Linked DNA regions of Homo sapiens: all the other regions are linked to region 3. The links are chromatin loops, found by intact Hi-C in ENCODE. Cell type or tissue: CD4-positive, alpha-beta T cell. All regions are shown on one strand. Region 1 overlaps ESPN (espin). Region 2 overlaps PLEKHG5 (pleckstrin homology and RhoGEF domain containing G5). Region 3 overlaps ACOT7 (acyl-CoA thioesterase 7). Region 4 has its middle 11 kb from the start of ACOT7.

Region 1 (8,000 bases), 89 kb before region 3:
ACCAGATGGTGCAGAGCCCTGCACTTGGAGACATCCACAGCTGAGTTCAAGTCCCATTGGGTCACTTCATGGCTGTCTCACCATAATAACATAATTTAAAAAGAGTAGCGTGGGTTTCCAGTTATGACCCAGCCATGAAGTCAGCAAATGTATGGTGCAGGGGCTGAGAGGTGCCTCCTGGCCAGGCCATCAAGGTAGGTTCTCCACTCTAACAGTTACTGGTGATGCCATCTTGGTGCCCCGCAGACTCACTTTATCCATATGTGGAACGGGACACTTAAACACTCTTTTCTGCAGAGGGTGGCTGTGAGTTATACCCAAGCTAATGTCTATGGGTAGGTGAATGAGCCTGCCTATTCCCAGTGGGTCCTGTCTTGTGATTTCTCCAGCCTTACCCCTTGGGGTGACTCTGGTCTTCCCTGTCCTCTTTCCGTTGACCTTTGTGCCTCTACTCCCTCAGTCCCCAGTAGGCAGTGGTTCTGGGCTGAGAGGTCGTGTGGGGTAGCGGGCTTCACGTCCCTGAACCTCAGCTTCCTCCTTGGTAAAAGGGGTGACGACACCCACCACTGGGGTGGAGGGGCGAGAAGAAAGAATGCGACAGGAGCAGCTCAGGGATCGTACCAGGTTCTCCACCGTGCGCAGGTAGCGGGTGCAGTGGCTGTGGCCGTTGAAGTCCGACAGGTCGGCGGCCGTGTACCCGTCGCGGTCGCGGACGTCCAGCTCCGCGCCGTTCACTACCAGGATCTGGCAGCACTGCGGGGGCACGCAGTGAGGACCCGGCCGCGGCCGCGAGCTGGGACCCCCGCGCCCGGGCAGGGCCGTGCTGAAAGCGCGGTGCCAGCAGAGGGCGCGCGCCCCCACCCCGGGCCCGCGCTGACCTCTAGCTCCCCGTTCTCGGCGGCGTCGTGCAGCGGGGTCCCGCCCCACAGGTCAGCCGAGATCTCCCCGCCGTGCAGCAGCAGCCAGCTGAGCACCTTGGTGTGGCCGCGGCTCGCCGCGAAGTGCATGGCGGTGGCGCCGTCTTTGTCCTGCTCGGACAGGCTCACGTCGGTGCAGCTCACCTGGGCGGGACGGGCGGGGAGAGGGGGGCGGGGGCTGGGCGCCAGGCCCCTGTAGGCCCGCCCCCTGTACCTCCGTGGCCCGCCCCCGCCCCCCCGCCCCACCCCTGATGGCCCCGCTCCCTCCACTCCCCGCCCTGCCGGCTCCGCCCCGCCTCCCCTGCTCCCCGCCCGGGCCCGGAGCTCACCAACCACACGATGACTGGGCTGTGGCCCATCTGCGCCGCGGCGTGCAGCGGGGTCATGCCGTCGTGGGCGCGCGCGTGCGGGTCTGCGCCGCATTCCTGCACCAGGTACTGGGTCACCTCCAGGTGGCCCTCCTGGCACGCCAGGTACAGGGGCGTGGCACCGTTCTTGGTTTGGGCATTCACTCCCCTGCGGAGACACAGCGCCCACCGTGGGCTTTCAGCGCCTCACCCCCTCCGAGGCCTTCTTACCCGCCCCCATCCCGTCCCGGGGAGCCCTGGACGGCAGGGAGAGTGGGTGGGAAAGGGCCCTGTCACCGGCCCGCTGCTGCCCGGGGGGCTCCCCCTGGACTGAGTCCTGAGCCACCCTCCCTCAGAGGTCCCTGAGGGCGTCCCACCCAGCACTGCCCTGCCCTCAGTCCTACTTTTTTTTTTGAGAAGAAGTCTAGCTCTGTCGCCCAGGCTGGAGTGCAGTGGCTCGATCTTGGCTCACTGCAACCTCTGCCTCCCGGGTTCAAGCGATTCTTCTGCCTCAGCCTCCTGAGTAGCTGGGATTACAGGCATGTGCCACCACGCCCCGCTAATTTTTTGTATTTTTAGTAGGGACAGGGTTTCACCATGTTGACCAGGCTGGTCTCGAACTCCTGACCTCGTGATCCGCCCATCTCAGCCTCCCAAAGTGCTGGGATTACAGAGCCACCGCACCCAGGCTCAGTCCCACTTTTTAACCGAGGTCTACAAAGATGTGGTGAGCTGGCCTCTTCTCCCCTCTCACCCACTGTCACCATGAATCCCCACACCTGCTGTGTCTGACCTCTATCCCTTTCATTGTGTGCCCCCTCCATCTGGAATGTCCTTCTCCTCCCTCTTGAAGACTCAGTACCCATCCCTCCTCCATGAGGGCCACCCTGATTTATTTCCCCCTTGCTGGCCTCCGCCCCACACTGCCCAGGGCCACTTGAGCATGACCTGTCATGCTTGGTTGACCATAACTGATTTTGACCTTTGCCTCCCCCAGAAGACTGAGTTCCCAGAGGGCAGGGTGGTAAGGGTTGCCAGACAAAAGGCAGTTCACACAATTCAATCTGAATTTCTGATAAACGGATAATGCTTTAGTATTCTATATCCCAAATATTGCATGGGACATACTTATACTAAAGTACAGCTTGTTTATCTGAGATTCAAAGCTAGTCAAACGTCCTGGGTTTGGTTGTTGCTGTTTTTGTTAATCTGGCAGCCCTCAGGATGTCCACTATGTACTGAATGCTTCTGCTGTGCTAGCTCTGGGCTACGGCACTAGCAAGCAGGTTCTTCTTTTTTATTTTTATTTTTGAGACGGAGTCTTGCTCTGTCATCCAGGCTGGAATGCAATGGCGCAATCTCAGCTCACTGCAACCTCTGCCTCCTGGGTTCAAGCCATTCTCCTGCCTCAGCCTCCCAAGCAGCTGGGACTACAGGCATGTGCCACCACGCCTGGCTAATTTTTGTATTTTTAGTAGAAACCCAGTTTTGCCATCTTGGCCAGGCTAGTCTCGGACTCCTGAGCTCAAGTGATCCGCCTGTTTCAGCTTCCCAAAGTGCTGGGATTACAGGTGTGAGCCACCGCACCCGGCCATCAACTATTACTATGACCATCAACTGAGATTACACCGGTAAGGCACCTAGCAGGGGACCTGCCAGAATCAGAATTCAGTCAATGGTGCAGCTGCAGCTGAGGAGGCTCACAGGTGGGGCTGGGACTCTGTGCCATCACCCATAGTCCCACAACAGAGGCACAGACTCAGCTCTCTCCTCGGTCACACAGCTGGTAAGTGGCATTTGAACACCCATCTGTCTGTGCATGCAGGGCCTGGCCGGCAATATGGGCATGCAGGGACTGAAGAGCTGGAATGTGTCTCAGGGGCTTCTCCTAGGGCCTAGCTTTCGGCTGTCACTGTCCCTTATCCTTGCTCTCCCAGCCCAGAGGGGGGCCTTTGAGCTGTGCCACAGTCTTGCTTCTTGTCTCTTTGTCTTCCCAAACCCATCCATGAAATGGGGACAACAGTTGTCATCCTGACCTTGTGCAGAGTGCCTGAGAAGTGCTTGCAGAGCCCTGAGCACAGGCCTGGTGCCTGGCGCACAGCCATTGCTGAACTTTAGGATCCTTCCTTGTGCCTGGGAGGACCAGCCACCAGGAGGGTCTATGGCTGGCCTGGTGTGTCCAGGTGAACAGCCAGGGTGCAGTTACCACCGAAGGACACTAGGTGGAGCCACAATCTATCCCCAGACCCAGGAGAAGCTCCAGGTTGGGGGCCGCGACCTATTGGGTTCCAATTCACCTTTTGTGCTTAGGAGGCCAATTCTTCACAGGACTTCACATCCTGCCCATCTACCTCCCCCAGTGTTTCACCCCCTAGATCAACCACATGCTCCACCCCGCATTCATCCCTCGCTCACCCATCCAACTGCCCATCCGCTTGTTGCCTGCCCATCAATGGGCACCAGGCTACCCCCCTTTGCCCACCCACCCTCTTGTTCCCAACACGACTTAGCCCCTCTTCTGACCCCTGTCACGTGTGCCCTCTCCCTCCCTCTCACACACATCCTGAGACCCTCCCAGCTGGCATCTCCCTGTCCCTAAAGCCCTGGTTCTCTGTCTACTTCCCTGACTCCTGAGACCCCAAGGCTGTCTGCAGCCCCCATGGACCTCCACTCACTGATTTCTCCTCCCTCCCCACTCCCTAGACACAGGGCTGCCATTTGCTGGGGCTGATGCTGAGCCCGGCACTTCACGATGGTGCGGGGAGCAGGCACCATGCCTGGTGATCCAGAGGGGGTCCCGTCGACATAGATGAGGGAGACAGAAGACACAGCTACGTATCTATCTTCAGAAACATGCTGGCTCGTGGCTGCCAGCCTCCACACCCCAGCGCCAGCGTCACCCCCACGCACACTCACATGCTGCTGCGTCAGGAACAGGCTGTTGAATATTTCATGACTGACACTCAGCGGCCTAAATTATTCACCCCGTAACCAAGGCACAGTGAGTGCCGGGGTCTTGGGGATCAGGGGCTGGTGGGGGCCCACTGGGTTCTATCTGTAGAGGCCCACGGCGGTCTGCACAGCTGGTGGGGGGGCCAGACCTGCGGTGAGCTCTGCTCTCCCAGCACCCCCCACTTGGCAGAGATCCATGACCCAGGGGTGCCCAGCCAGCCGGAGAAGGTCTGAGAAGCTGGCACCAAGCAGGATCTGAGCAGCAGGGGGCAGTGGTACCCACAGCCTCCTGCAGGGCCGCTGGCTGGCATTCCCAGCCCAAGTTCCTGGCACGGAATGAGCCCTCAGTAAGTGCTGGAGCTCATCACCATTCTCGTTAGTATTCCACCATCTGCACTCACACGCCCCATTATGGAGTCAGAGCCTCCAGCTTGGAATACCCCAGAACATGGGACAGATATGCTGATGGGCTGAGGGGGAGGGGATCCTGGCTCAACATCCCCTTGGAATACCCCAGAACATGGGGCAGATATGCTGTTGGGCTGCGGGGGAGGGGATCCCGGCTCAACATCCCCCTCCACCTTGGCCTGAGGACAAGAAGAACAATGGGCACTCTCACAGTCACTGGGGAGTATTACAAAGATATGGATGAGCATAAGGACCAAAATGAAATTCTCATCACACACCTGGAATCCAAGCACCTTCGGAGGCCAAAGCAGGAGGACTGCCTGAGCCTAGGAGTTCGAGACCAGCCTGGGCAACATAGAGAGACCGCCATTCTCTACAAACAATACAAAAATGAGCCAGGTGTGTTGGTGCACACCTGTAGTCCCAGCCGCTCAGGAGGCTGAGGAGGTAGGATCACTTGAGTCCAGGAAGTTGAGGCTGCAGGGAACTATGATCATACCACTGTACTCCAGCCCGGGTGTCAGAGCAAGATCCTGCCTCTAAAATAAATAAATAAATAAATAAATAAATAAATAAATAAGAAAAAATTCCCATCACTGGAGAGAGGAATTAATAAAAGTAATAATAGTAAATAATAATAGTGATAGCAGCCACCATTTACTGAATGATTACTCTGTCTCAAGCACTGTGATGAGTACAACACACACGTTCTCTCAGCTGGTCCTTGTAACCCCACAGGACAGGTGTTAGCATTGTTCTCCTGGTACAGATGAGGAAACTGAGGCACAGAGAGCTAAGATCACTCTGTGAGAAAGAGGCAGAGCCCCAATTTGAGGCTGCGTCTCATGCAGAGCCTGCTTCTGACTCCAAATGTGCCACGTCTACACCCCTTCTGCTCTTGGTTGGTCTGTCCCTCTGCCTCCCTCCCTCCCACCGCACAGACCACTGCCCTTCTCCCGCAGACCTCACTGCTGGGAACTCAGGAACACTCTTTGCCAGCTGCTGGGGCACAGCCCCGGCAGGAGGACCTGCAGGGAGGGCCCCGGCTTCGCTATAAGGAGGACCTGGCTCAAGTCCCGTGCCTTTGAGCTGTGCCACAGTCTTGCTTCTTGTCTCTTTGTCTTCCCAAACCCATCCATGAAATGGGGACAACAGTTGTCATCCTGACCTCATGCGGAGTGCCTGAGAAGTGCTGGCAGAGCCCTGAGCACAGGCCTGGTGCCTGGTGCACAGCCATTGCTGAACTTTAGGATCCTTCCCTGTACCTGGGAGGACCAGCCACCAGGAGGGTCTATGGCTGGCCTGGAGTGTCCAGGTCCTGCCAAGTATGGGCCAGGCTGGGCACCATTTCTGTTGTGGGGAACACTACCTAGAGGGGAGAGGATGGGTCTTTGGGGAGACCTCTGACTCCCAGACCCCTGCCAGCTCTAGCCCCGACCACAGTGACAGCTGCAGAAAAGTGCTCCCAGACCAAGCCCTTGCCCTTTGCCCCGGCTTTGACCCAAACCCTCTTTGTAGGTCAGAGGCGCCCTGGCGATGATCATATAAATCATGATTTGTTTTCTTTCTCCTGGGAACAAAGATGCTATGGATGAACTGTAACTATTCATCAAGTCACCTCTGATTACACAAAAGAAACATGGGTCGCCCGTGTGGGCTGTGGGAATCTCCGGCGGAGACTGGTGCCAGCTGACTGCCAGCGCCGCCGCAGGGAGTGAGCTGCCCATGGGGCCAGACCCGGGCTGAAGAATGATTCCCGCAGCCCTCCCCACTGCCAGTCATGCCTCCCCAGAGGGAGGCCAGGAAGAGGCTCTCCATCCGAGGATCAGTCCAGCTGCGGCCTGTGACTGCTTTGAATTGAAATTCACCGAGCCTATGGTGGCTCTATGGCTCTCGGTGTCCTCCAGTCAAACTTCCCGGCCTATGTTAAAAGATTCCCGAGTAGGCCTGGCCCAGGGAAGAAATGCAGCCCTGATTTGAGAAAGGTTCTACACCCCAGGCCGTCAGCTAGCATGGAATAGTTCCAGAAGCCTACAGTTGCCTGCAACTCTCCCAGCCTCCCAGGTCTTCCTCCTGGCCCCTAATTAGGCCACATTTGACCCCACCTGAGGCCTCTACACCTCCCCGCATCACTGCCAGTTCCATCAAGGCAGGGCTGCGAGGCCCACCCTCTTTTCATTAGGGTCTCAGCTCTCCTCTCCTCAAAGACACCTGGCTTCCCTGACCCCTCAATTTCAAGAACCATCCCCATCGCTTCCTACCAAACTGCTCATTTCACTACACAGCACTTGTCACTCCTGAATTATCTTGTTCTCCTATTCCTCAGACCCATACACACATGGATAGAAGAATGTATGGCTGACGTGATGACGGGCCGGGCAGTTGGGTGCACCCAGTTGCTTTTTGTTGAATGAATAAATATGAGAAGGGACATCCAGGCCAGGAGTAGGGGATCTCTCTTCACTCATGGCCTCAGGCTGGTAGGGCAGGTTAGGTCCACTTGCCAGACAGGCTTGGGAATGCTCAGAGGGGAGTTTTGTCTAGGGTCACATGCAATGAGCTATAGGCAGAGTGGACAAGTCCCTGGGATTCCATACCCCACTCATTCAGCAGACGTTTACTGGAGTCAGGCTCTGGGCATACAGAGCCGGGAAGACAAAGCCCCTGGCCTCATTAGTCAGGGACAGATGGGATGAAAACACACATCTGTCTGTGTGATGAAGGGCCTGGCTGGAAATTCGGGCATGCAGGGAGTGAAGAGATGGAATGTGTCTCAGGGGTTTCTCCTAGGGGTTAGCTTTTGGTTGTCACGCAGGATGCACACAGAACGCAAAGCCAGGCAACCATAGGGCAGCTGGGAGGCCAGGTGCAGTGGCTCATGCCTGTAATCCCAGCACTTTGGGAGGCCGAGGCGGGCGGATCACCTGAGTTCAGGAGTTGGAGACCAGCCTGGCCAACATGGTGAAACCCCATTTCTACTAATAATACAAAAATTAGCCGGGTGTGGTGCCATATGCACCTATAATCCCAGCTACTCGGTAGGCTAAGGCAGGAGAATCACCTGAACCTGGGAGGTGGAGGTTGCAGTGAGCCGTGCCACTGCACTCCAGCCTGGGCGATAGAGCGAGACTCAAGTCTCAAAGAAAAAGGGCAGCAGGGAACAAGGCCAGTGGGAGAGTGAGTGGGCATCATGGGTGCGGTTGACAATTTCAGCAAGGCTCAGGGTTGGCCTTGCTGAGGTGAGGTCTGGGCAAAGACTTGGAGGAAGGCAGGGTGCAGGCGGGTATCTCTGATCCCTGCAGAGGGATCAGCCTCTGTGAAGGCAGGGGCGCTGGCCTGTTGGATGGGACCACAGCCCGGAGGAGGGATGGCCTCT
Region 2 (8,000 bases), 130 kb before region 3:
TTGGGGAGTCCAGAGGGCATGTGGATGTCATGTGCTATTCTTATAATTTTTGGTAGGTTTGAAATATTTTAAAACAAGTCTGGGCGCGGTGGCTCACGCCTGTAATCCCAGCACTTTGGGAGGCCGAGGCAGGCGGATCACCTGAGACCAGGAGTTCAATACCAACCTGGCCAACATGGTGAAACTCCGTCTCTACTAAAAATACAAAAATTAGTCGGGCGTGGTGGATTGTGCCTGTAATCTCAGCTACTTGGGAGGCTGAGGCAGGAGAATCACTTGAACCCGGGAGGCGGAGGATGCAGTGAGCTGAGATCGTGCCATTGCACTCCAGCCTGGGCAACAGAGCGAGACCCCTTCTCAGAAAAATTTAAAAAAATAAAAAGAAAAGAAATATTTTAAAACAAAACTTGGGAAAAATAAAGAGAGTGGGAGGAGAGAACTAGGAAGTCGTGAATACTGATACCTGTTTACAGAGTTTAGCTGTGAAGGGAAAGAAAGAAAGTCAGCCGTAGCTGGAGGGTGAGGTGAGGCCTCTGTAAAATGGAGAAATAAGGCTGGGCGTGGCAGCTCATGCCTGTAATGCCAGCATTTTGGGAGACCAAGGTGGGCGGATCACTTGAGGCCAGGAGTTTGAGACCAGCCTGGGCAACATGGTGAAACCCCGTCTCTACAAAAAATACAAACACTCGCCTATGGTGGTGTGTGCTTCTAGTCCAAGCTACTCGGGAGGCTGAGGCTCGAGGATCACGTGAGTCTGGGAGGTCAAGGCTGCAGTGAGCCATGATTGTGCCACTGCACTCCCTGTCTCAAAGAAAGAAAGAAAAAAAAAGATGGAGAAGCCGGGCGCGGTGGCTCACGCCTGTAATCCCAGCACTTTGGGAGGCCCAGGCGGGCTGTTCACGAGGTCAGGAATTCGAGACCAGTCTGGCCAACACAGTGAAACCCTGTCTCTACTAAAAATACAAAAAAAAAATTAGCTGGGCATGGTGGTGTGCGCCTGTAATCCCAGCTACTGGGGAGGCTGAGGCAGGAGAATTGCGTGAAACCAGGAGGCGGAGGTTGCAGTGAGCCGAGATCAAGCCATTGCACTCCAGTCTGGGTGACAGAATGAGACTCTGTCTCAGAAAAAGAAAAAAAAGAAAAAGATGGAGAAATAACCACGTGTTGGTGTGGCAGTGGGGGAAATGATCCAGCAGAGGGGAAACTTGATGATGTGGGAGAGGGGGGACTGCTGGGGGGCGTCTCCTCACCCTGGATCGAGAGATGGAGGGCAGTTCATTCTAAGTCCCTGCAGCGCTGGGCCGGGGTCGAGGGATGTGGTGGATCTCGTGGACCTCCTGAAGGCTTCTGTCCCCACCCCAGGTATGTCACCACGCCGACTGCCAGCAGCTGCACCGCCGGGGGCCCCTCAACCTCTGCGAGGCCTGTGACAGCAAGTTCCACAGCACCATGCATTATGATGGGCATGTCCGCTTCGACCTTCCCCCACAAGGTGAGCACAGGCGGGAGCCGCAGCTCGGCCCCCAGAGCTCCTGTGTCAGTGTTTCAGTAACTGTCGGAAACGTGCTAGGGCGTCATAAGGACAAGTCGACTGTAAATAATGAAACCCGAGTATGTTACGGTTCCTTTTGTTCCAAATGTTTTTTAGCAAGAGAGAAAGTCCATGAGCGTGCCCCTTCCAGAGGCAGGCCTTTCTCTATCTGGTGCTGTGCTCTCACTGGTTCTCACCTCCCCCAGCTGCTTTTGCCCCTGGCCTGTGGCCCACACAGAGAAGGCCCCTTTCTTTCTAGTTCTGCCTATCCTCAGGGCAGGGGACTTCTGGACAAGTCCTGCAAGCCAGGCTGTGGGCCTAGCAGAGGCAGTGTGGAGTGGGGGTGGCCAGGTCAGGAGGCACTTGGAGCAGGAAATAAGAAATTCCTCTTGCTGAGCAGGGACCCAGCTCAGGCCCACCATCAACTGCCTATGGAGGAGTGGCTCGCAGGCACCCAGGCCTGGTGAGAAATGCCAACCCCCGAGTCCTTTCCCAGCTGATCAGAGGAACAAAAGGATTCTTCTGGTTGGGCACGGTGGCTCATGTCTGGAATACAAAAAATACAAAAATTAGCCAGGTGTGGTGGCACACACTTGTGGTCCCAGCTGCTCGGAGGCTGAGGTGGAAGGATCGCTTGAACCCCGACAATGGAGGCTCCAGTGAGCCCTGATCGTGCCACTGCACTCCAGCCTGAGCGACAGAGCAAGACCCTGTCTTAAAAAACAATAAACAAACAAAAGACTCTCTCCCACTGCCAGGGCCCCTTGGGAATTCAGGTGTGGTCACAGCATGGGGGAGGGGAGGCCTGGAAGAAAGAGCCATGGACTTTGGTCCCTTCCTGTAATAACCTCAGAGGCAAGGCTTCCTTATCCTTATTTTATAGAAGGGTAAACTGAGGCCACAGGTGAGTTTGTTTTTGGGGTGGAGCTTCACCATGGGTGTCATCCCAGGGCCTTTGTGTCCTTTTGGGTCTGTGGGGATAGACAGCAATGACTAAGGCCAGGCAAGGTGGCTCACACCTGTAATCCCAGCCCTTTGGGAGGCTGAGGTGGGTGGATCACTTCAGGTCAGGAGTTTGAGAACAGCCTGGCCAACATGTTGAAACCCTGTCATTACTAAAAATACAAAAAAATGAGCCGGGTGTGGTGGCACACGCCTGCAATCCCAGCTACTCAAGAGGCTGAAGCATGAGAATTGCTTGAACCCAGGAGGTGGAGGTTGCAGTGAGCCGAGATCATGCCACTGCACTCCAGCCTGGGTGACAGAGTGAGACCCTATCTCAAAACAAAAACAAAAAACAATGACTGAGCCCCTCTCCTCACAGAACTGAAGGGCCCTTGCTACCTTTAATCTGGGGGTTCCAGGGTAACAGGCTGTGGTCCCTCTGGAGGCAGCCATGCTGCAGGCTAAGGAGGGGCGGGGGAGGCACAACCCTCTCCTGCTTTCTCCCAAGGCTCTGTGCTGGCCCGGAACGTGTCCACCCGGTCATGCCCGCCGCGCACCAGCCCCGCAGTGGACTTGGAGGAGGAGGAGGAGGAGAGCTCTGTGGATGGCAAAGGGTAGGTGAGGGATGAGTGGGCAGAGAGATACCTGGAGGGCCCCACGGCTGGGTCTCAGATCAGACATTCAGGACCAGATGCTCTGGCGCCTTCCTCAAGTAAGGCTGATGGGCAGACCTCTTCCCACGCCTGTGGCTGTCCTGACTCCGGGAAGAGGCCACCCAGCCTGGGCCAGCCTCCAGGGTGCTTGGGATCCTAGCCCACACCAGACCAGGTACCGTTCGATGTGACTCCCGTGTTGGCCACCAGAGGGCGCACAGCCCTATGCGGGCCTGGCCGGGTTGAATCCACGCGGGTTACCTGTCACCTGGGGTGAGCCAAGGGCGGGGAGGCCACAGGCCCACTCGCCGCCCACGCTGGCGAGGGCCACCCACACCTCCAGCCTCTGCCCTCCTCGCTTCCCTGCAGGGACCGGAAGAGCACAGGCCTGAAACTCTCCAAGAAGAAAGCAAGGAGGAGACACACGGATGTGAGGAGCCCCCCAGAGCCGGCAGATGCGGGTTCCCTACAGCCTGCGCCCTTCCCCGAGCCTGGGCCTTCCTCCGGGATGGGGGTGGGGAGGTCTGCATCCCAGGGTGCAGAGGTCTGGGAGATCGCTGGGGTTCCCTTTCTTGCTGGGGTTCCCATCCGAGACCGGAGGGTGGGGAGGGTGGGGAGGAGGGTTGGGAAGGAGGGTGGGAAGGAGGGTGGGGAGGAGGGTTGGGAAGGAGGGTGGGAAGGAGGGTGGGGAGGAGGGCGGGAATGAGGGCGGTGAGGAGAAGCTCACAGCCCCCACCCCCACCATCCTCCCAGGACCCAAGCAAGGAATGCTTCACTCTGAAATTTGACCTGAATGTGGACATTGAGACAGAGATCGTCCCAGCCATGAAGAAGAAGTCACTGGGGTAGGGCTTGATGGGGCTCAGGGTGGAAGTGGGACTGGGAGTAGGGGTGGCCCCATGTTGCAGGCTCCGGGTCTCTGCAGGTGTGACGTGTGTGTCTGTGTGGTGGCCCGTGAGCGAGCGCATCCCTGCGTGGGCAGACCCGTGCTGGTGTGCACGCCAGTGTGAGGGAGTGCGGTGGGGTCTGTGTACTTGTGCATTTTAATCATGTATGCAGGAGCCAGGCCTGCGTGTGGGCAGGCGTGTGACAGGTCTGCCGTGGTATGCAGATGCGCCTGTGTGAGCACCTCTGCGGGCAGGTGTCTGTGGACCTGCGTGTGATCCCATGCGGGCTTCCCTTTTCCGTTGGGAAGGTGGGGGCAGCTGGGGCTGTGGGTGGGGCGGGGGCTCGTGGGGGCGGGGCCCAAGCTGAAGCGACTGGCCGCCTGGTTCTAACACACATGCCTCCTGTCCTGGGGGCAGGGAGGTGCTGCTGCCTGTATTTGAAAGGAAGGGCATTGCGCTGGGCAAAGTGGACATCTACCTGGACCAGTCCAACACACCCCTGTCCCTCACCTTCGAGGCCTACAGGTTCGGGGGACACTACCTTCGTGTCAAAGGTGAGAAGCAGCCTGGGCCAAATGGGGCCGCTGGGACTGGCGGAGCCTCCTGGAGATGGGCGCCCTTCCCAGGCTCAGGTTCCCATTGGTCGTGGGCCTGAGCAGCCTCATTACCATACAGGTGTCTCTGCTGGATGCTGCTGGGGGAGGGGAGGGTGCTGGCAGGGCGGGGCTGTCGGGGGAGGGCAGGCAGGCCTTGGTGTGGATCCTCCGGGGAGAGAGGACCGGGGACCCCCTCCTCCACCAGACCAGGGTACTGAGGATCTCTCGTGGCCCCCACATGCAGCCCCAGCCAAGCCTGGAGATGAGGGCAAGGTGGAGCAGGGCATGAAGGACTCCAAGTCCCTGAGTTTGCCGATTCTGCGGCCAGCTGGGACCGGGCCCCCCGCCCTGGAGCGTGTGGACGCCCAGAGCCGCCGGGAGAGCCTGGACATCTTGGTGAGGAGGAGGGGGTGTGTCAGGGGAGGGGGTGGGAAGGGGCCCAGGCTGGGCCCACAGCCCCTCCTCAGAGGCAGTCACCCTGGGTCTCTCACTGCCCCATCTTGGGGTTTTAATTGTCCCTTCTGGAAAATGGGGTTGGCTGGGAGAGTAGGGGACCCTCTCTCTCTGGATCTAGCCATAGCCCAAGGTGAGGGCTTGTATCTGAGACTCTTCTAGTGCCAGGGGTCAGGGAACCTGTGTGTGCATGTGTGTGTGAGAGCACTTGTACCTGGGGCTACAGACCACCCAGAGCTGTGTTCCAGAGTGCATCTGAGTGTGTAACTCTGTGCTTCATGCTTGAAGCTGGGGGACTGGGGGATGATAGTCTGGGCGTATCTGTGTCTGGACCTTCCAGTCTCCAGATATGTCTGGGTCCCAGGAGAGGGGACACCCCAGGGTAGAGATGCAGAGACCCTCCTCCATCCCAGGCTGGCCTGAGGCCCTGGAAACCCGCCCTGGGGTGGGGCCATGGGGGCTGGCAGGGGGTCCCGGCCCTGACCACCCTTCCCTGACCAGGCCCCTGGCCGCCGCCGCAAGAACATGTCGGAGTTCCTGGGGGAGGCGAGCATCCCCGGGCAGGAGCCCCCCACGCCCTCCAGCTGCTCTCTGCCCAGCGGCAGCAGTGGCAGCACCAACACTGGCGACAGCTGGAAGAACCGGGCGGCCAGTCGCTTCAGCGGCTTTTTCAGCTCCGGCCCCAGCACCAGCGCCTTTGGCCGGGTATGTGGCCCCATCTGCCCAGGGTCAGGCAGCTGGCTGGCCATGACCCCTGACCCTGACCAGGGTATCTTTCCAGGAGGTAGACAAGATGGAGCAGCTGGAGGGCAAGCTGCACACCTACAGCCTCTTCGGGCTGCCCAGGCTGCCCCGGGGGCTGCGCTTCGACCATGACTCCTGGGAGGAGGAGTACGATGAAGACGAGGATGAGGACAATGCCTGCCTGAGGCTGGAGGACAGCTGGCGGGAGCTCATTGATGGGCATGAGGTGAGTGCGGGCCACAGTGCTGCTCCCTCCTTGTCCCGAAAGGAGGACAGCCCTCGGGAGGACCCAGTGATCAGATGTTCCATGGGACGCCCCAAAGAGGCCACTGTTACCATTAGCCCACTTTGGAGACACTGAGGCTAGATGAAAATGGTGTGCTGCTTGGCTGTTTTAATGGCAGAGGAGGGCCCAGATCTTGGGTGTCTTAACTGTGATTACTCATGTGGTGTCAAGGGTGACCCTGCTCCTCTTGGGACCTCCATGTCCCCATTGGGAAAATGAGAGTTGCATGCAGGTTGCTTATCCTCCCCGGCCACCCTAAGGTGCTCCAGGCCTCGTGAATGACCCATCCTGCCCTCCCTCTAGAAGCTGACCCGGCGGCAGTGCCACCAGCAGGAGGCGGTGTGGGAGCTGCTGCACACGGAGGCCTCCTACATCAGGAAACTGCGGGTGATCATCAACGTGAGTAGGGGCTGCGCTGGTCCCCGTGGCCACCCTGCCCCCCTCTTTCTGACAGCCCTCAGCTGAGTCTGAGCCTTTGCAGAAGGAGCAGGTGCCTGGCAATGAGGTGGGGGCAGGAAAGTCAGACAAGGGCTGCGCCCAGGGAGGAGGTGCCTCCTAGAGGAACCTGGGAGGGGGCTTCGGGCAGGTTTGTCAGGTTCAGCTGAATTAGCACAGGTGAGGCCTCATTCTTTCACTTTCGTTCAGTGGCTGTTTCCCAACACTTGCTGTGTGCTGGGTGCCCAGCAGGCCACGCCCTGGACGGGACAGAGTGAGCTGGCAGTGTAGGGATTTCGGCTCAGGGAGGGGAGCACCTACCCTGGGCTTGGAGCTTCCTGGAGGGAGGAAGCACCCTCAGAGGTGAAATCTGGAGGCTAAGCCAGGGCAGAGGTGGAGAAGGGAATTCCAGGCATGGCTTCAAAGCCAGTCTCCCCCGAGCTTCCCTCCAGGAGGGACCAGGGCAGTGTGACCTCGGGAGGGCTATGAGGACTGGGTCTTTCCTCAGGGTCTGGACTACCCAGGTGCGAAGGCCAAAGGGTACAGCCTTCTTATCCGTGGCTGCTGTGGGGCCTCCTGGAACGGGGAAGGGGAAGGAGTGGCAGGGGAGCCTGAGGCTGGGTGGGGCCCTAGGGCTGAGACAGCCTCCCGACCCCAGTCACACCATCCCCTGATCCCACAGCTGTTCCTGTGCTGCCTCCTGAACCTGCAAGAGTCAGGGCTGCTGTGTGAGGTGCGCTGGGATTCGGGGGCGGCGGCGGGTGAGGTACCAGGAAGGAGGGCGGGACCTGGACCTGGGGCGGGGCTAACCTGGCGGAGGGGCGTGGCCAACCGCACCTCCCGCCGCGCCCAGGTGGAGGCGGAGCGCCTGTTCAGCAACATCCCGGAGATCGCGCAGCTGCACCGCAGGCTGTGGGCTAGCGTGATGGCGCCGGTGCTGGAGAAGGCGCGGCGCACGCGAGCGCTGCTACAGCCCGGGGACTTCCTCAAAGGCTTCAAGATGGTACGGGCGGGGCCGGGCGCAGGCGGGGGCACTGAGGCAGGGCTGGGGCGCCGAAAAGCCTCCACGGCCCGATCCGGTCTGCCCAGCATCCCCAACCTCCCCCAGGCCCGTAACCGCACTTGACCCCTTGTGGCCAAGGGTGAGGAATTACGAGGCGGTCGCCCGGGTTTGAGCCTCCACCTGACCATCTACCCCTGATCCCTGGCCACGGGTGGTCACTTTGGCTGAGGCTCAGTTTCCTCATCAGGAAACAGGGATCATAAGCTTGCTGCCCCCTTGGGGTGGTCGCCCAAGTGCAGTAAGGAAGCGCTTGCGCAGCGCCTGGCGCGGGCCGGCCCGCAGGGAGCGCGCGGTAACCGGCGCCGTGGTTGTTCTGCCCCGGGCCAGTTCGGCTCGCTCTTCAAGCCCTACATCCGCTACTGCATGGAGGAGGAGGGCTGCATGGAGTACATGCGCGGCCTGCTGCG
Region 3 (8,000 bases):
CAGCGGTTCCTGAGCTGTTTGGAAGGAATGAGGGAGGTGGGGAGGGGAAGAGGGAGGGGCCAGGTGTGGAGCAGCTGGTGGTGGTATGCAGGATGGGAAGGAATCCCAGCTGAGGCTGGGACTCACTGGCTGCCCTGGCTTGGAGGGAAGGTGTCTGATTTGGGGAAAGGGAGAAGGGGTAAGTGAGTTGGGCTTTGAGCCTTGTGCATTGGAGGTGACAGCACAGTCCCCAGGCAGGAGTCAGGTCCTGTAGGGGAGAGGGTTGTGTCTGACCTTGAGGGCAGGGGCTGGCTTCCTGGGTGGTCAGTTGGGGAGTTAGGATGGTCCTTGGTGCAGGACCCAAGGTGCCGAAGAAAGGCGGCCAGGCCCGTGGTAGCCAGCTGGCGTGCGGTCTGCAGTTCCTGGCATGTACTCCTGATGGCACAGCGCCAAGTGCCGAGTCCTCACTTTGTTGCCAGGTGGCTCCAGGCTCTTCCTCGGGGCCTCAGGCACTGTCCCTGGTCTTCTGTCTTAAAGGCTACCCACATATCTGTCCTGTCTTCAGTGCCCACCGCATGAAAGCACTTCCTCCGCTGCTCTGCAGCCCTTGGCCCGCGTCTTCTCTCCCTGGCCTTGTGTCATTCCTGGGGGCCAGCCTGCTGTGTGTGGCTCCACTTCACAGACAGGCAAAGTGAGGCCTGCAGCAGTCATTCAGGCTGCTCTGGAGGCTGGCTCTGCTGCTCCTGGGAAATGCTGGGCTGATGTTTCCTCACTGCTCTAGAACCAGGAGCTGGGCCCTGCTCTCCGCACCCACCCACAGCCTTGGCTAGTGCCCCCAGGACAGGCCTGTGTGGAAAGTGACCCTCTGCCCGCTGCAGCTGGTGCGGGGAAGGCCCTTCCTACTAAGTGGAAAACAAAGGGAAGAGGCTGATAGAATCATTTTGTGACTTATAATTGGCTACCTCATAACTCAGACAAAAAAAGCCCAAAAACCTTTCATAGAGTAAGTTCAATTTTTAAAAACAAAGGTATTTTAAAATGAACACTTGAGAAGCCAAATGAGGTTTCTTGTGTGCTCTGGGGATCCCCCGGCCACTGTGTCACGCCGTGCCGGCCGCTCCACAGGCAACTGTCCCTGAGCCTCCCACGGAACCTTGGGCCCTGCCTGACCTCAGAGCCAGAAGCCAGTTGGCCTAAGTGGGCCCTGGTTTGCATAATAGACTCTCACCCAGGGTGGAGGGGTGACACTGGGGATGGGCAGCTATGGGTTGCTGGGGGACATCTGTGGTCATTTGCTCTAGAAGTGGCATCCTGTGGCCAGATGGTGGGTTTCTTGGAGCTTCCAACCAAGTTGGCTAAATACTTACCAAAAAGGGAAAAATTCTCCTAGTTAACGTGTGGACTATCTACTGTGTACCATGTGTCTGCCAGCGCTGTTGTGGAGTGAGTGTGCGATCTGCGTGATCTCCCAGTTAGGCGAGGCAGTGTTGTCATTCTACCCATTGTACAGATGAGCACATGGAGGATTGAGGGTTCTGACAGCTTGCCCAGGTTACCTAGCAAGTAAGAGCCAGAGCCAGGAACGCTCTTGGAGAGTGACTTGCTCAGCCTTGGAGCTGCTAGAGAAGCAGAGAGGAGATGCAGACCTGGGGAGACGCTGCTCCTGGGGCCCCCACACTGTCCAGCAAGGCTGGGCAGGCTACACAAGCTGCAGGTGGATGCTGGACCCTGGACCTGTGCCCGCTGCCTGTCACTCGTCTCCAGGCCTCGGCCTGTGAAGGCGGCTTTCATCAGCTGGGTGCTGTCTGGGAAGGTGCCAGGCAACTTGCCCTGGCAGGACTGCCAAGCTGGCTTGTTGGGATTCCAGAGATTTCGTGGAGCTCCCACACTACCGGCTGCTCACGGCAAGGATGAAGTTGTTCCTCTTTGGGGAAGTGAGGTGGCGTTTCCATTCCTTCTGACCTGGGAGGCTCCTTGCCTTCAATCCAGGGCCTGATTCCACACTGCCCCCGGGACCCACAGAGGAGCTTAGCGCGCAGTGGGCAGGCGCTCACCTGCTGACAGGGCCTGGGGTCTTGAAGCTGCGACTCATGTTTAGTTCTCAGAACAGCCGTGGCTACCTGGCTTCTCTGGGACTCCTGACGGGGGTGGTGGTGGTCCCGGGAATTTGCTCCTAGGGTCACAGTCTGTGTGTTGGTCACTGGGAACCCCAAGGGCTGATCACCACCTCCCTGCCCTGTGGCTTTGCTTAAAGGTCTTCACCATCAGCCCTTCCCTGCCAGGGCAGTCCAGGGACATGTGGCTTCAGGGGGAGAAAGTGCCCCTCTGCCCTCCTTCTCTCTCATGGAAACAGCATCTCAGGGCCCCTTCCGTGGCCTAGCAGGTGGCACCCCACCCTGACGAACACACCACCTAGGAAGAGCCCAAACATTGGGAAGGTTCTCTTTCCTCCGGGAGCCATTGAGCCCTTTGGGGACCTTCTCCCCTCCTTGGATTGTCACTGTTGCACAAATGGCATCCTCTCCAGAGGCCTCATCCTGCTTCTCCTCTGCCCTAGGATCATGCGGCCAGATGATGCCAACGTGGCCGGCAATGTCCACGGGGGGACCATCCTGAAGATGATCGAGGAGGCAGGCGCCATCATCAGCACCCGGCATTGCAACAGCCAGAACGGGGTAAGGGTCTGGGCCCCATACCTCTGGGCCCTGGAGGCCGCACCAGTGTGAGTTCAGGACAGGAGTTCCCCGGGGAGCCAGGCCTGCAGCCTTCCCTCCCCTTGTGCACTGGGCCTTGGGAACTGTGGGAGAAGTGGCCCAAGTATTTCTGCACCGGACCCTCAGAGCTATGCTTGGTTTTGGCCTCAGCCAGGAGGTGTAGGAACCCACCAGAGATGAAGCGTCAAGCAAGCTGACAGGCCCTCCCTCCACCACTCCCCGCCATGCCGAGTCCCCCGCCAACCTGGCCCTGATCAGAAGCATGCCCCGCCTCCGTGGGGTGGAGTTTATTGTGATGGCCAACAGCTGAGACATAAGAGGCCAGACAGCAGATGTAGGAGAGGTCCCACCTCTGCCCTGACCAACCCTGGTGGCCATGGCACCATAGCAAGTGCCGTGGCTCTCTGTGACTTGGCCACTTCCTGGCTTTGAAGCTCACAGGCCTGGTACCACTGTGCCCACAATGGGAGCAGCTCTCCACCTGCCCCAAAATTGTGTAGCTCGGGAGGGCCCTGTGACCCTAAAGCTGGGGACAAGGGGCACGGTGTCTAGTGTCAACCTCAGGGCTGCTGTAGGACATTCAGCCATCCCCAGCCCTGGGGAGGGGACATTTTCTCTGAAGGGCGGCTGTTGGGGGGAAGCCAGCCCTTGGGTGCTGAGGACAGGGCGTCTGCCTTGGTGCCGCAGCTGCAGCCTCTGCACTATGGGGCTCGGTCAGCACACCTTCTGTGGCCTCCAGGGAGGCAGAGAAGAGGAAGACTCAGCCCCAGCTTGGAGAGTGGGAGTGTGAGGTGCAGGTCCCCACCATGGGCACGGGCATAATGCCACTCTATCAAGAGGCCAAGTGGAAGCCACGTCAGAGACCAGGGACCAGCGGAGGCACTGTGAGCTCTGAGCCACACTGTTGAGATGCAGGAAGTGGCTGCTGGCTCTGTCAGCCTGGGCTGCCGGAACTAAGACCACAGCCTGCTGGCTTGTGAACAATGGAAATGCATTTCTCACAGTCCTGGAGGCTGGAAGTCCAGGATCAGGGCGCCGGCAGATTTCGTGTCTGTTGAGGGCCCATTTGTTTCCTGGTTCATAGATGTCACATCACTTCCTGTGTGTCCTCGCTTGGTAGGAGTGGCTCTCTCAGGCCCTTTTATAAGGACACTAATCCCATTTGTGAGGGCTCTGTCCCCATTCTCTCATCACCTCCCAAAGACCCTGCCTTCTACTACCATTCCCTTGGGGGTTAGGATTTCAACACAGGGATTTTGGGAGGTGGGGACAGCCATGCAGAGCATGGCACATGCATTCAGCCTGGAACAGTGGGTAGGGTGTGTTTCAGTGGAGGAGTGGAAGCTGTGTGTGTGTGCGTGTGTGTGTGTGTGTATCTGCGTATGCATGTGTGTGTGCATATGTAGAATGAACCAAGCCACAGTAAGTGCGGATGGTTGGACGTGGATGTGGGGGATGTCGTGTGGTACAGGTTCAGGAGTGGGTTTGCTGGCAGTGCCTGGTTTAGGAGGGGCTCGCTGGCTGGGCTGGGGGTAGATTGATTCTTTGGACCCGAGGCTCCGGTGCAGCTCAGTCACGTTCAGAGAGCACCCTCTGGTGGCTGTGGGGAGGGTGGGCCTGAGCCTGAGAGCCTGGGGCAGGGGTGAGGGCCAAGTCCCAAGTTCCTGTTGCACCCTTCCAGAGAGAGACAGTGAGGGTCCCTGGCAGGAGAGCATGGACACAGGGAAGGAAAAGTCCCCAAGATGGGGAGGAAAGATGAAGGAGGGGCTTGGGAGGCCAGAGGGTGATGCTGTCACTCAGAATCGTGGAATTATTTTGCTGCCATTTGGTCAGCACTTGACATTCTGCAAAGCTCCAGAATGCTTCAGGAGCTAAAGTTTAGCTCATGGAATCCTCACAACACCCCGGAGAGGCAGCTGTTCTTGTCTTGTTTTTTTTTTTCTGAGACAGAGTCTCACTCTGTCACCCAGGCTAGAGTACAATGGTGCGATCCCGGCTCACTGCAATGTCTGCCTCCCAGGTTCAAGCGATTCTCCTGCCTCAGCTTCCCGAGCAGCTGGGATTACAGGTGTGTACAACCACACCTGGCTAATTTTTTTGTATTTTTAGTAGAGATGGGGTTTCACCGTGTTGGCCAGGCTGATCTCGAACTCCTGACTTCAAGTGATCTGCCCACGTCGGCCTCACAAAGTGCTGGGATTACAGGCGTGAGCCACTGCGCCCAGCTGCTGTTGTTATTTTTATTATCCCAGTTGCATAGATAAGGAAACTGAGGTACAGAGAGATTGAACACTTGCTTGAGGCCACCTGGGGAGGCAGATGGTAGGTCTGGGCTGTGACTATACCTCGAACCTGTGCTTTGAACACTTGCCCCTCCTTGCTCCTTCTCCGGATCTGGGGCTGCTGGAGGGACAGTTTTGACACATTGGCTTGGAGAAGCCTCTGGGAGGCTGGTCCCCAGGATGGTGATCCAGAAATTCTAGGCTTAGGAGGGGGTCTCTGAGTTCCAGGCAGCCCCAGGGCGTGGGGGTGAGAACAGTCCCAGTGCCTAGAAGGGCTTTGCTGGGGCCCTAGGTGGGGCAGGGGACCCCCGCATCCACACTCCCCTGGTGGTGCCTTCCAGTCTGTGGCTGGAAGTCCCAAGGTTCTGTCTCTGGCTGGGGCCTCTTGGCCAGCCCATCTGGATGCCTACTTGGCCTGCTTGGCCTTGATGTGCAAAAAAACGACACTCCTGTCCTTGCCCCAGGCTTGCTTCTCCCAGCCTCCCTCCCCTCAGTAAATGGTCTCTGCAGCACCCCGGTGCTCAGGCTCAAAGCCTGGAGCCTCTGTCAGCCTCTCTCCCTCCCAAACTCATGAGGCTCTGGGAGCAGATCCCACTGCTCTACCTTCCAGGAAGTCCAGATCTGAGCACAACCCCCAGGCCCACCCCCACTTTGGGTCCAATGGTGCTGCTCTTCCGATCACCCGATCACCTGATCACTGCAGCAGCCTCCTGGCAGGTCACCCTGCTGGTCCCTGCTGCCTGGTTTGTTCTCCAGCAGTAGCCAGGGAGATGTGGAGTCAGGGCACAGTGCTGCCTGCTCAGAGCCCTCCAGATCTCCTGTTTCGCCCAAAGCCAAAGGCACGTCCGCACGAGTCCCTGTCTCTGCCTAGCGCGGCTCGGGGACCTCACCTCCTACATCTCTTTCTCAACTCTCCCTCTGGCCACATTGGCTTTTCTGCTTCTTCTCGGACTTGCTGGGTGCATTCCTGCCTTGGGCCTTTGCACTGGCTTTCCCCAGATATCCACAGGGCCCTGCCCTCTCCTCTTCTAGGCTCTACATAAAAATGTTGGAATCCCAGCACTTTGGGAAGCTAAGATGGACAGGTCACTTGAGCTCAGGAGTTTGAGGCCAGCCTGGGCAACATGATGAAACTTTGTCTCTACAAAAACTACAAAAATTAGCCAGGTGTGGTGGCCTGTGCCTGTAGTCTCAGCTTCTTGGGAGGCTGAGGCAGCAGGATCACCTGAGCCCAGGAAGGTTGAGGCTGCAGTGAGTTGAGATCACATCACTGCTCTCCAGCCTGGATGACAGAGTGAGACCCTGTTTCTACAAAAACAAAACACAGCGTCCGGCCATGCCCCTGATGGCCTGGCTCCCTCTCTGCTTCCAGCTGCTGCTCCACTCCTGACCTGCTGTGCTTGTACAGAGTGGTAGCCCCACGAGGGCAGGCAGGACTTCTGCCCTTGGTTTCTCCAGACTGAGCATAGAGCGTGCTTAGGCATCATCTGATGAATGCTGGGAGCTCGGGCCTGGCACCGTCAACCGTCATGGAGAGCGTCCACCGAGTAAGCGCTTACGATGAGCCCGCGGCCACGCTGGGGCTCACCCTTCCTCTCCCTGTGTAGTCTTCCCAGCCACCTGCTGAGACAGGCACTGTTCTTAACCCTGTTTTACAAGTGGGGAAACTGAGGCCTAGAACAGTTAGGTGGCTTTCCAGACAGCTGCATCCTCAGAGCTGCCGTCAGCCAGAAGACGGCCGGGGCTGGGCATGGTGATGAGACCGCACCCTCTCTGGGCCCTCACTGGATGCCGGGCATGGTCCACGCACTTGACGTTTGTCAATTGCCTTATCCCCGCATGTCAGAGAGAGACAGCTATCCCTGCCTCTCCTGGGCGTTTCCTAAGCACCGAGTTCTTCCCATTCGTTATCCCCTCGAATCTCTGCAGCAGCCTGTTGGGACCATTTATTATCTGTGTTTACAGAGACTGAGACGTGGAGAGGTTGTGTCGCTGCACAAGGTCACAGAGCTAGTAAGCAGTAGAGCTAGGATTTGAACCCAGGGCCCAGAGCTGTTCTTTTAGGCTCTGCCTCTGCAGCTGCTGTCCTGGCTGGAAGCCCTGTGGCCATGAGGAACCCAGTGCCTGTGGTTTGCTGGGATGCCTGTGCCTCACGGGCCGTGTGATACCAGTTGCTTTTGAGAGCGTGGCAGAGGGCACTTCCGGGCAGGTGCTGATCAGGAGCTCGTGTCTCTGTCCCAGGGCAGGGTGGGGCTTTTCCTGCTCCTGCAGTCCTGGAAGCAGGAGGTGTGGGGCTCATCCGAGGCACTGGCTGCTGGGAGATCTTCCCATGGAACGCAAATACTTGTCAGTCCATGTATTGAAGTTTTGGATCACACTGGCCTTCAGGGACTCCCTGGGCCTGGTCCAGAGCCCTGCCCGCTCCTGGGAAGCAGCCGCCCACCAGCAAATCAGAGCCGTCCTGGGTCCCGGCTCCTGCCATCTGTACCCATCAGACACACAGAGCCACCTCTGCAGCCTCCCAGGCTGCCAGATAGTAAAACAAAATCCTCCCACAGGGTCTCCTGATAGTGAAATGGGACCGTGGCAAGACTCCTGTGTGGATGCCTGGGAGACATTACTTTTCTTCTTCTTTTCTTTTTTTTTTTTTTTTTTTTTTTTTTTGAGACAGAGTCTTGCTCTGTCGCCCAGGCTGGGGTGCAATGGTGCGGTCTCAGCTCACTGCAACCTCTGCCTCCTGGGTTCAAGTGATTCTCCTGCCTCAGCCTCCCGAGTAGCTGTGACTACAGGCATGTGCCACCACACCCGGCTAGTTTTTGTATTTTTAGTAGAGACAGGGTTTCACTCTGTTGGCCACGCTGGCCTCGAACTCCTGACCTTGTGATCCACCTGCCTCGGCCTCCTAAAGTGCTGGGATTACAGGCGTGAGCCACTGCGCCCGGCCCTACTTTTTTCTTTAGTATGTTAAGCTGGGAGAGAACCAAGCTCAAGGGTCATCAGTGGCCTTCTGCCCTATGAAGGACAG
Region 4 (8,000 bases), 56 kb before region 3:
ACTCTGGAGGCTGAGGCAAAAGAATTGCTTTAACCCAGGAGGTGGAGGTTGCAGTGAGCCGAGATCGCACCACTGCACTCCAAGCTGGGCAACAAGAACAAAACTCCATCAAAAAAAAAAAAAAAAAAAAAGAAAGAAAAGAAAGAGAGAAAAAAGGGAGAGAGAGCCAGAAACTCCTCAGATTCTTGGAAATTAAACAATTTTTTTTTTTTTTTGAGACAAAGTTTCGCTCTTGTTGCCCAGGATGGAGTGCAATGGCACCATCTTGGCTCACTGCAACTTCTGCCTCCTGGGTTCAAGCGATTCTCCTGCCTCAGCCTCCAGAGTGTCTGGGATTACAGGTGTGCACCACCACACTCGGCTAATTTTGTATTTTTAGTAGAGATGGGGGTTTCGCCATGTTGGTCTGGCTGGTCTCGAACTCATGACCTCAAGCAATCTGCCCTCCTCAGCCTCCCAGAGTGCTGGGATTACAGGCATGAGCCACCCTGCCTGGCCCGAAATTAACAATGACTTATAAATAACTAATGAGTCAAAGATGAAATCACAAGGTAAACTCGAGAATGTTAAGAACTAAATGGAAATGAAAATACAACAACATAGCAAGATTTATGAGATATAGCTAAAACAATGCTTGTGGGTACATTTAGAGTTTTTTTTTTTTTTTGGAGATAGAGTCTCACTCTGTTACCCAGGCTGGAGTGCAGTGGCACGATCTCGGCTCACTGCAACTTCCGCCTCCCAGGTTCAAGTGATTGTCCTGCCTCAGCCTCCAGAGTAGCTGGGACTACAGGTGCATGCCGCTACGCCCAGCTAATTTTTTGCATTTTAGTAGAGACAGGGTTTCACCATGTTGCCCAGGCTGGTCTCGAACTCCTGAGCTCAGGCAATCCGCCCGTCTCGGCCTCCCAAAATGCTAGGATTACAGGCGTGAGCCACCATGCTGGCCTGCGGGTACATTCAGAGTTTTAAAGGATTATGCTAGAAAAGTAACACCTAGGGTGCATTGGCTCACGCCTGTAATCCTAGCACTTTGGGAGGCCAAGGCGGGCGGATCACCTGAGGTTGGGAATTCCAGACCAGCCTGACCAACATGGAGAAACCCGTCTCTACTAAAAATACGAAATTAGCCAGGCGTGGTGGCACATGCCTCTAATCCCAGCTACTTGGGAGGCTGAGGCAGGAGACTTACTTGAACCCAGGAGGCAGACGTTGTGGTGAGCCAAGATCGTGTCATTGCACTCCAGCCTGGGCAACAAGAGCGAAACTCCGTCTCAAAAAAAAAAAAAGAAAAAAGAAAAGAGAAAAGTAACATCTAAAAGCGATTATTGGCCAGGTGATTGCACCAATGCACTCCAGCCTGGGTGACAGAGCGAGACTGTCTCAAAACAAACAAACAAACAAATAAAACAAAACAAAAGAAAAGAAAAGCAATTATCTGGCCAGGCATGGTGGCTCATGTCTGTAACCCCAGCACTTTGGGAGGGCAAGGTGGGCAGATCACTTGAGGTCAGGAGTTCGAGACCAACTTGGACAACATGACGAAACCCCTGTAATCCAAGTTACTCAGGAGGCTGAGGCAGGAGAATCACTTGAACCCAGGAAGCAGAGGTTGCGGTGAGCTGAGATTGCCCCACTGCACTCCAGCCTGGGTGACAGAGTGAGACTCTGTCTCAAAAAAATGAAAATAAAAAAAGCAATTATCTAAACTTCCAGCTTAAGAAGCTAGAAAAAGATGAGCCAATTAAATCCAAAATGTGTCAAAGGAAGGAAATAAAAAGAACAGAAATCTAGAAAACAGAAAATAGATGAAATACTTGAAACCAAAAGCTGATTTATTTAAATCATCAATAAAATTGATAAACTAAGCTTGACTACTAAAGAAAAAAGAAATGTTGCAAGTTATTAATATTGGGGATGAAAGAGGGGAGTCACTATAGATGCCACAGACATTAAATGAATCATAATTTGGCAGGGTATGGTGGCTCATGCCTGTAACCCAGCACTTTGGGAGGTTGAGGCAAGCAGATCACTTGAGGTCAGGGGTTCGAGACCACCCTGGCCAACATGGTGAAACCCCATGTTCAACAACAAAATACAAAAAATACAAAAATTAGCCAGGCATGATTGCGGGTGCCTGTAATCCCAGCTACTCGGGAGGCTGAGGCAGGAGAATCATTTGAACCTGGGAGGTGGAGGTTGCAGTGAGCCAAGATTGTGCCACTGCACTCCAGCCTGGGCCACTGAGTGAGACTCTGTCTCCAAAAAAGAAAAGAAAGAAGTGCAGGCCAGGTGCAGTGGCTCATGCCTGTAAGCCCAGCACTTTGGGAGGCTGAGGGTGGATCACGAGGTCAGGAGATCGAGACCATCCTAGCTAACATGGTGAAACCCCATCTCTACAAAAAGTACAAAAAATTAGCTGGGCATGATGGCGGGTGCCTGTAGTCCCAGCTCCTCAGGAGGCTAAGGCAGAAGAATGACGTGAACTCAGGAGGCGGAGCTTGCAGTGAGCTGAGATTGCGCCACTGCATTCCAGCCTGGGCGACATAGTGAGACTCCATCTCAAAAAAAAAAAAAAAAAAAAAAAAGAAATGCAAAGATCCTTATATTCATTATTCATGCAATGCAACATTATACAGCAACAAGCATGCACAAATTCCTGCTACCCACTACAGCACTGATGTTGTGGATGGTTATTCCCTTTAGGGAGAAGAGGTCCCCATATTTGGCAGAAAGCAAGAGAAGCACTTCTGGGGTGCTGGTGATGTCTTCCTTGATCTGGGGACGGGTTAATGGGTGCATTCCTTTATGATCATGCATTAAGCCGTACAATTACGATTTGTGCATTTTTTCTGCAACTGCCCTTTATGAATACCCAGATGGTTTCTGTACCATGTGGTATCATAGGTAAGATACTAGCGCCCAGCACAGGGCCTGGTATATATAAGATGCTCAATAAATGCCTGTTTGGCCCTTGAGAATGCTCACTATGAATTAGGTATAATGGTGCTATCTACCAGGCTCTCCCTCTGCACCAGGCCCTGCTCTGATGTGTGCCTGGTAACTCACCTAATCTTTATACAAACTTGACAAGGTAGATACTATTATTGCCCCATTTTCAGATGAGAAAACTGAAGTGCAGAGGGGCCAAGGAACTTACCTAAGGCCACACAGCTAGGAGGTGCATGGAGGTGGGTTTGGACTGTAAGACTCCGGACCCTTTGGTTTATAACATTTTTACTCAACTAGTTAGCCGCCTCATCACCAGTTAGGAAGCCCCTCCAGGTCATTCCCGCTGATGCTGAATCTAACTTGAGTTATTGTCCTGCTGAGGACAGAAGGTAGTTCTGCTCTCTGAGTGATCCTAGGTGTCAAGATGAATGTGTGGCCGTTTCGCCCAAATCTCCCTCATCTGGTGGGCGTTTGGTTGGAAGGCAGTTCTTTCTCTGGGAGCCTGCTCACCAACGGTGAGGAAGCGACTCGGGCACCGTCTTGGGCTCCGGCCTCTGCTGGGTGGGGCTGCGGGCTGGGAGCAGTCGCCTCCAGTGTGTTGGCCACAGTCACACTGGTGCAGAGCTCCCGCTGATTATCTCCTGCACATGAGGGCCCTTTAGCTCTTCACACAGCAATTACTTGATGCATAAAACCAACATCGTTTTTCTTTAAGGCCCTTGAGAAACATACAATTATACCTCAGCTTTTTATTATCATGAGGAAAAATAGAATTACCCTTGACTGTGTGTCTTTTGTCATAATCACGGAGTTCTTGTTAAAAATTTGAGTGGGGGAACGTTTATTGTGATTTGTAGCAAGACCGCCCCAAGAGATGACGCCCAGGTGGGATCCCGGGTGGGGCGCGGGACCCAGCGCTTGGGAATTTGCTCGGCCCCTAGGTGGAGCCAGAGGGCCACAGACCGAGAGACGGAGCGCCTTGCGGCTTACGGGAAGCAACGCGGAGAATTTCACAGGTCATGTCACTTTTATTTATTTATTTATTTATTTATTTATTTATTTATTTATTTATTTATTTGAGACGGAGTCTCGCTCTGTCGCCCAGGCTGGAGTGCAGTGGCGCGATCTCGGCTCACTGCAAGCTCCGCCTCCCGGGTTCACGCCATTCTCCTGCCTCAGCCTCCCCAGTAGCTGGGACTACAGGGGCCTGCCACCACGCCCGGCTAATTTTTTTGTATTATTAGTAGAGACGGGGTTTCACCGTGTTAGCCAAGATGGTCTCGATCTCCTGACCTCGTGATCCGCCCGCCTCGGCCTCCCAAAGTGCTGTGATTACAGGCGTGAGCCACCGCGCCCGGCCAGGTCATGTCACTTAGATCTCCTCCCACTAACCCCGTTAATTTGCAGGCACCGGGGCACGGCTATAATTCTAGTTATAAAGTTTGACCTACTTAAAGAGATGATCTCCAAATGCTGCTTTTGGGAAATGAATGTATGTCTACTCCAAACATAGAGGTGTTTTTCTTCTCCGGGAAATGACCCATTTATTTTTGACCTTCCCTCTTGGATTATGGGTCCCGCTTTCAAATGGGTCGTTTATGAGTTTTAGGTCTCTTTGGAGTGGTTCATTCTGGGGTCAGAGCACTTGACTTTAAAGATCAGGTTAGGCCAGGCACAGTGACTCATGCCTGTAATCCCAGCACTTCGGGAGGCCAAGGCAGGAGGATCACTTGAGTCCAGGACTTCGAGACCAGCCTGGGAAACATACTGAGACCCCGTCTCTATAAAAATCAAAAGAATTAGCTGGCCATGGTTGGTGGTGCACACCTGTAGTCCCAGCTACTCAGGAGGCTCAGGTGGGAGAACCTCTTTAGTCCAGGAGGTTGAGGCTGCAGTGAGCTGTGATCATGCCACTGTACTCCAGCCTGGGGGACAGAGCAAGACATTGTCTCAAAGAAAAAAAAAAAAAGGCCGGGTGCGGTGGCTCACCCCTGTAATCCCAGCACTTTGGGAGGCCGAGGTGGGTGGATCACCTGAGGTCAGGAGTTCGAGACCAGCCTGACCAACATGGAGAAACCCTGTCTCTACTAAAAATAGAAAATTAGCCAGGCATGGTGGCACATGGCATGCCTGTAATCCCAGCTGCTTGGGAGGCTGAGGCAGGAGAATCTCTTGAACCCGAGAGGCGGAGTCTGTGGTGAGCTGAGATGGCACCATTGCACTCCAGCCTAGGCCACAAGAGCAAAATTCCGTCTCAAAAAAAAAAAAGGTTCAGTTAGGAGGAGAGGCTGTTCCTTTTTTTTTTTTTTTTTTGAGATGGTCTTACTCTGATGTCCAGATGATCTCCCCAGGCTCAGGAGATCCTCCCGCCTCAGCCTCCCATGTAGCTGGTACCACAGGTGCACACCACCATGCCCGGCTAATTTTTTTTTTTTTTTGAGACGGGGTTTTGCCATGTTGCCCAGGCTGGTCTGGAACTCCTAGGCTCAAGTGATCCACCTGCCTCAGCCTCCCCAAGTGCTGGGATTACAGAGGAGAGCCATCGTGCCCCTCTAAGTAGCCTCTTCTGTTTGTCTTTTAGATGTGTCGGCCCTTTGGGAACAGAAGACTATGTGTATGCTTCAGCATTTACTCACATTTCCTGCTGGCAACAGACTTAGGGTCTTGTCTATTCAATTCCATGGACAAGAGGAATAATCATGAAGTGTCTATCATCTCTGCAGAGGATAAACACAAGAGCTAAATTCATTAACATGAAAGAAACACAGTGGCTGTGTGAACAGAGCGGCTCTCCGGCTGCATCCTGTATGATTCCTGGGAGGCTGTGATGGCAGACCCTGGAGAATCCTGCAGTGTCCTCCTCTTGTGTGAATCCCAGCTTGAACCAGTTAGGGTCTTCTCCTTGGGCCAAGGTGATCTGAATCCCTCCCATCTGGTCAAACGCATCCATTCCTGCAGCCCCCAGGACCCCAGGGCTGCTTGGCTTCTCAAGCTGATTCACAAAGCTGTACACAGCCCTTCCTCTATGCCAGGCCCTGTTCCACACACCTTTCTTTTTTTCTTTTTTTTTTTTTTTTGAGACGGAGTCTCGCTCTGTTACCCAGGCTGGAGTGCATTGGTGTGATCTTGGCTCACTGCAATTTCTGCTTCCTGGGTTCAATCAATCCTCCCACCTCAGCCTCCAGAGTAGCTGGGACTGCAGGTGTGTGCCACCACAACCGGCTAATTTTTTTTCTTTTTTTTCAGACGGAGTCTCGCTCTGTCGCCCAGGCTGGAGTGCAATGGTGTGATCTCGGCTCACTGCAAGCTCTGCCTCCCTGGTTCATGCCATTCTCTAGCCTCAGCCTCCCGAGTAGCTAGGACTACAGGTGCCCGCCACCACGCCCGGCTAATTTTTTTTTTTTTTTTGTATTTTTAGTAGAGGCGGGGTTTCACTGTGTTAGCCAGGATGGTCTCAATCTCCTGACCTCGTGATCCACCTGCCTCAGCCTCCCAAAGTACTGGGATTACAGGCGTGAGTCACTGCACACTCGGCTAATTTTTTAATTTTTTGTGGAGGTGGGGTCTCTGTATGTTGCCCAGGCTGGTCTTGAACCCCTGGCCTCAAGTGATCCTCCTGCCTTGGCCTCCCAAAGTGCTGGGATTCCAGGAGTCAGCCACTGAGCCTGGTCCTCTTCTATTTTAGAGCTCTGAGTTATATAAATCTTCAGTTCAAAAACTGACATTTATTATGTTTAATGGAGTCAAATACACTAATAGTTAATATTTTAGAATGCTTAATTGCATGTCTTCCCTTACTTGTTCAGTTCTCACAGCACTATGATCACATTACTGATGAAGCAACCTGCCCAGTGAGTGGGTAGGTGACCTGCCTGGGTAGGAAGTAAAGCTATGATACAGAATTTTGACTGGATGGTCCACACCCTTAACCACGAGGCAGGCTCACTACTTCCTTAAAAATATAAAGAAAGAGGCCGGCCTTGGTGGCTTACGCATGTAATCCCAGCACTTTGGGAGGTCAAGGCAGGCGGAACACAAGGTCAGGAGATGGAGACCATCCTGGCTCACACGGTGAAATGCTGTCTTTACTAAAAATACAAAAAATTAGCCGGGTGTGGTGGCACATGCCTGTAGTTCCAGCTACTCGGGAGGCTGAGGCAGGAGAATCCCTTGAACCCAGGAGGCGGAGGTTTGCAGTGAGCTGAGATTGTGCCAGCGACAGCCTGGGCAACAGAGTGAGACTCTGTTTCAAAAAAAAAAAAAAAATTTAAAGAAAGAAAATTGTCCACAACCTCACATCCCAGATATTCCCATTAATTTAAAAAAATTGGAACATAAACATAAAAATGCATAAAACATATGCACAATGTAAAACATTTATTGTAAGCATGTACACTATTCCCCAGGTCAAGAAAACATGAACACTCCCGACCCCCAGGTGATCCCCCAGCGCAATCCTCTCGCTTCCGTTGAGAGGTACCCGCTATCCTGAGTTTTGTGATAATAATTTCCTTGTTCTTTATAGCTTTACCACCTACTTATGTTCTCCTAACAGAGTTTTAGATCATTGCGTGTGTGGCATGATACTATAGGTATTCGTTGGTTTTTTTCTTTTGTTTTTTTTTTTTTTTGTTGTTGTTGTTTTTGAGACGGAGTCTTGCATTGTCAACTGGGCTGGAGTGCAAAGGCGTGATCTTGGCTCACTGCAACCTCTGCCTCCTGGGTTCAAGCGATTCTCCTGCCTCAGTCTCCCGAGTAGAGAAGGGTTTTTTTTTTTTTTTGAGACGGAGTCTCACTCAGTCGCCCAGGCTGGAGTACAGTGGCATGATCTTGGCTCACTGCAAGCTCACAGGCATGAGCCACCGCGCCCGGCCGAGAAGGGGTTTCATCTTGTTGGCCAGATCGGTCTTTTTTTTTTTTTTTTTTTCTGAGACGGAGTCTCGCTCTGTTGCCCAGGCTGGAGTGCAATGGCGGGATCTCGGCTCACTGCAAGCTCCGCCTCCCAGGTTCATGCCATTCTCCTGCCTCAGCCTCCCGAGTAGCTGGGA

The links. Hi-C counts contacts between places; a loop is a spot of excess contacts. Peaks named below come from ENCODE experiments on the same cell type or tissue, not always from the same donor. Only the 100,000 strongest peaks of a DNase experiment are listed, where the experiment ranks them.
Region 1: it touches region 3 in a loop (7-fold over the local background); 14 of 110 quality-filtered maps call a loop at or near these places.
Region 2: a loop joins it to region 3, with 4 times the contacts of the local background. A loop is called at or near these places in 7 of 110 quality-filtered maps.
Region 4: a loop joins it to region 3, with 10 times the contacts of the local background. A loop is called at or near these places in 64 of 110 quality-filtered maps.

The regions. Positions count from the first base shown.
Region 1 is chr1:6,433,687-6,441,686 of GRCh38, reverse strand. It overlaps ESPN (espin), which reads right to left. Exons shown (of 13, transcript NM_031475.3): 3 at 1,247-1,433; 4 at 879-1,061; 5 at 622-753. Among named protein-coding and RNA genes, the nearest start is that of MIR4252, 7.8 kb to the right of the region's middle. RefSeq lists enhancers at 1-268, 1,497-2,010 and a silencer at 1,149-1,258. In CD4-positive, alpha-beta T cell, CTCF peaks have their summits at 492, 705, 905 and 3,463 (motif pointing right); DNase peaks (open chromatin) are centred at 1,236 and 3,486; H3K27me3 peaks cover 857 bases.
Region 2 is chr1:6,471,021-6,479,020 of GRCh38, reverse strand. PLEKHG5 (pleckstrin homology and RhoGEF domain containing G5) reads left to right here. Exons shown (of 21, transcript NM_020631.6): 2 at 1,363-1,492; 3 at 2,985-3,090; 4 at 3,499-3,559; 5 at 3,883-3,974; 6 at 4,434-4,570; 7 at 4,857-5,008; 8 at 5,567-5,770; 9 at 5,847-6,035; 10 at 6,399-6,494; 11 at 7,213-7,263; 12 at 7,384-7,533; 13 at 7,921-8,000. The coding sequence starts at 1,450. Among named protein-coding and RNA genes, the nearest start is that of TNFRSF25, 8.8 kb to the right of the region's middle. RefSeq lists enhancers at 1,059-2,258, 3,615-4,135, 4,136-4,657. In CD4-positive, alpha-beta T cell, CTCF peaks have their summits at 3,125 and 3,328 (motif pointing right); DNase peaks (open chromatin) are centred at 3,360, 6,444 and 7,434.
Region 3 is chr1:6,344,403-6,352,402 of GRCh38, reverse strand. It overlaps ACOT7 (acyl-CoA thioesterase 7), which reads left to right. Exons shown (of 9, transcript NM_007274.4): 2 at 2,537-2,654. Among named protein-coding and RNA genes, the nearest start is that of ACOT7, 45 kb to the left of the region's middle. In CD4-positive, alpha-beta T cell, a CTCF peak has its summit at 4,283 (motif pointing left); DNase peaks (open chromatin) are centred at 3,612 and 4,272; H3K4me3 peaks cover 1,102 bases; H3K27ac peaks cover 1,588 bases.
Region 4 is chr1:6,400,738-6,408,737 of GRCh38, reverse strand. No RefSeq gene overlaps it. Among named protein-coding and RNA genes, the nearest start is that of ACOT7, 11 kb to the right of the region's middle. In CD4-positive, alpha-beta T cell, CTCF peaks have their summits at 3,687 and 3,889 (motif pointing right); DNase peaks (open chromatin) are centred at 3,907 and 6,847; H3K27me3 peaks cover 295 bases.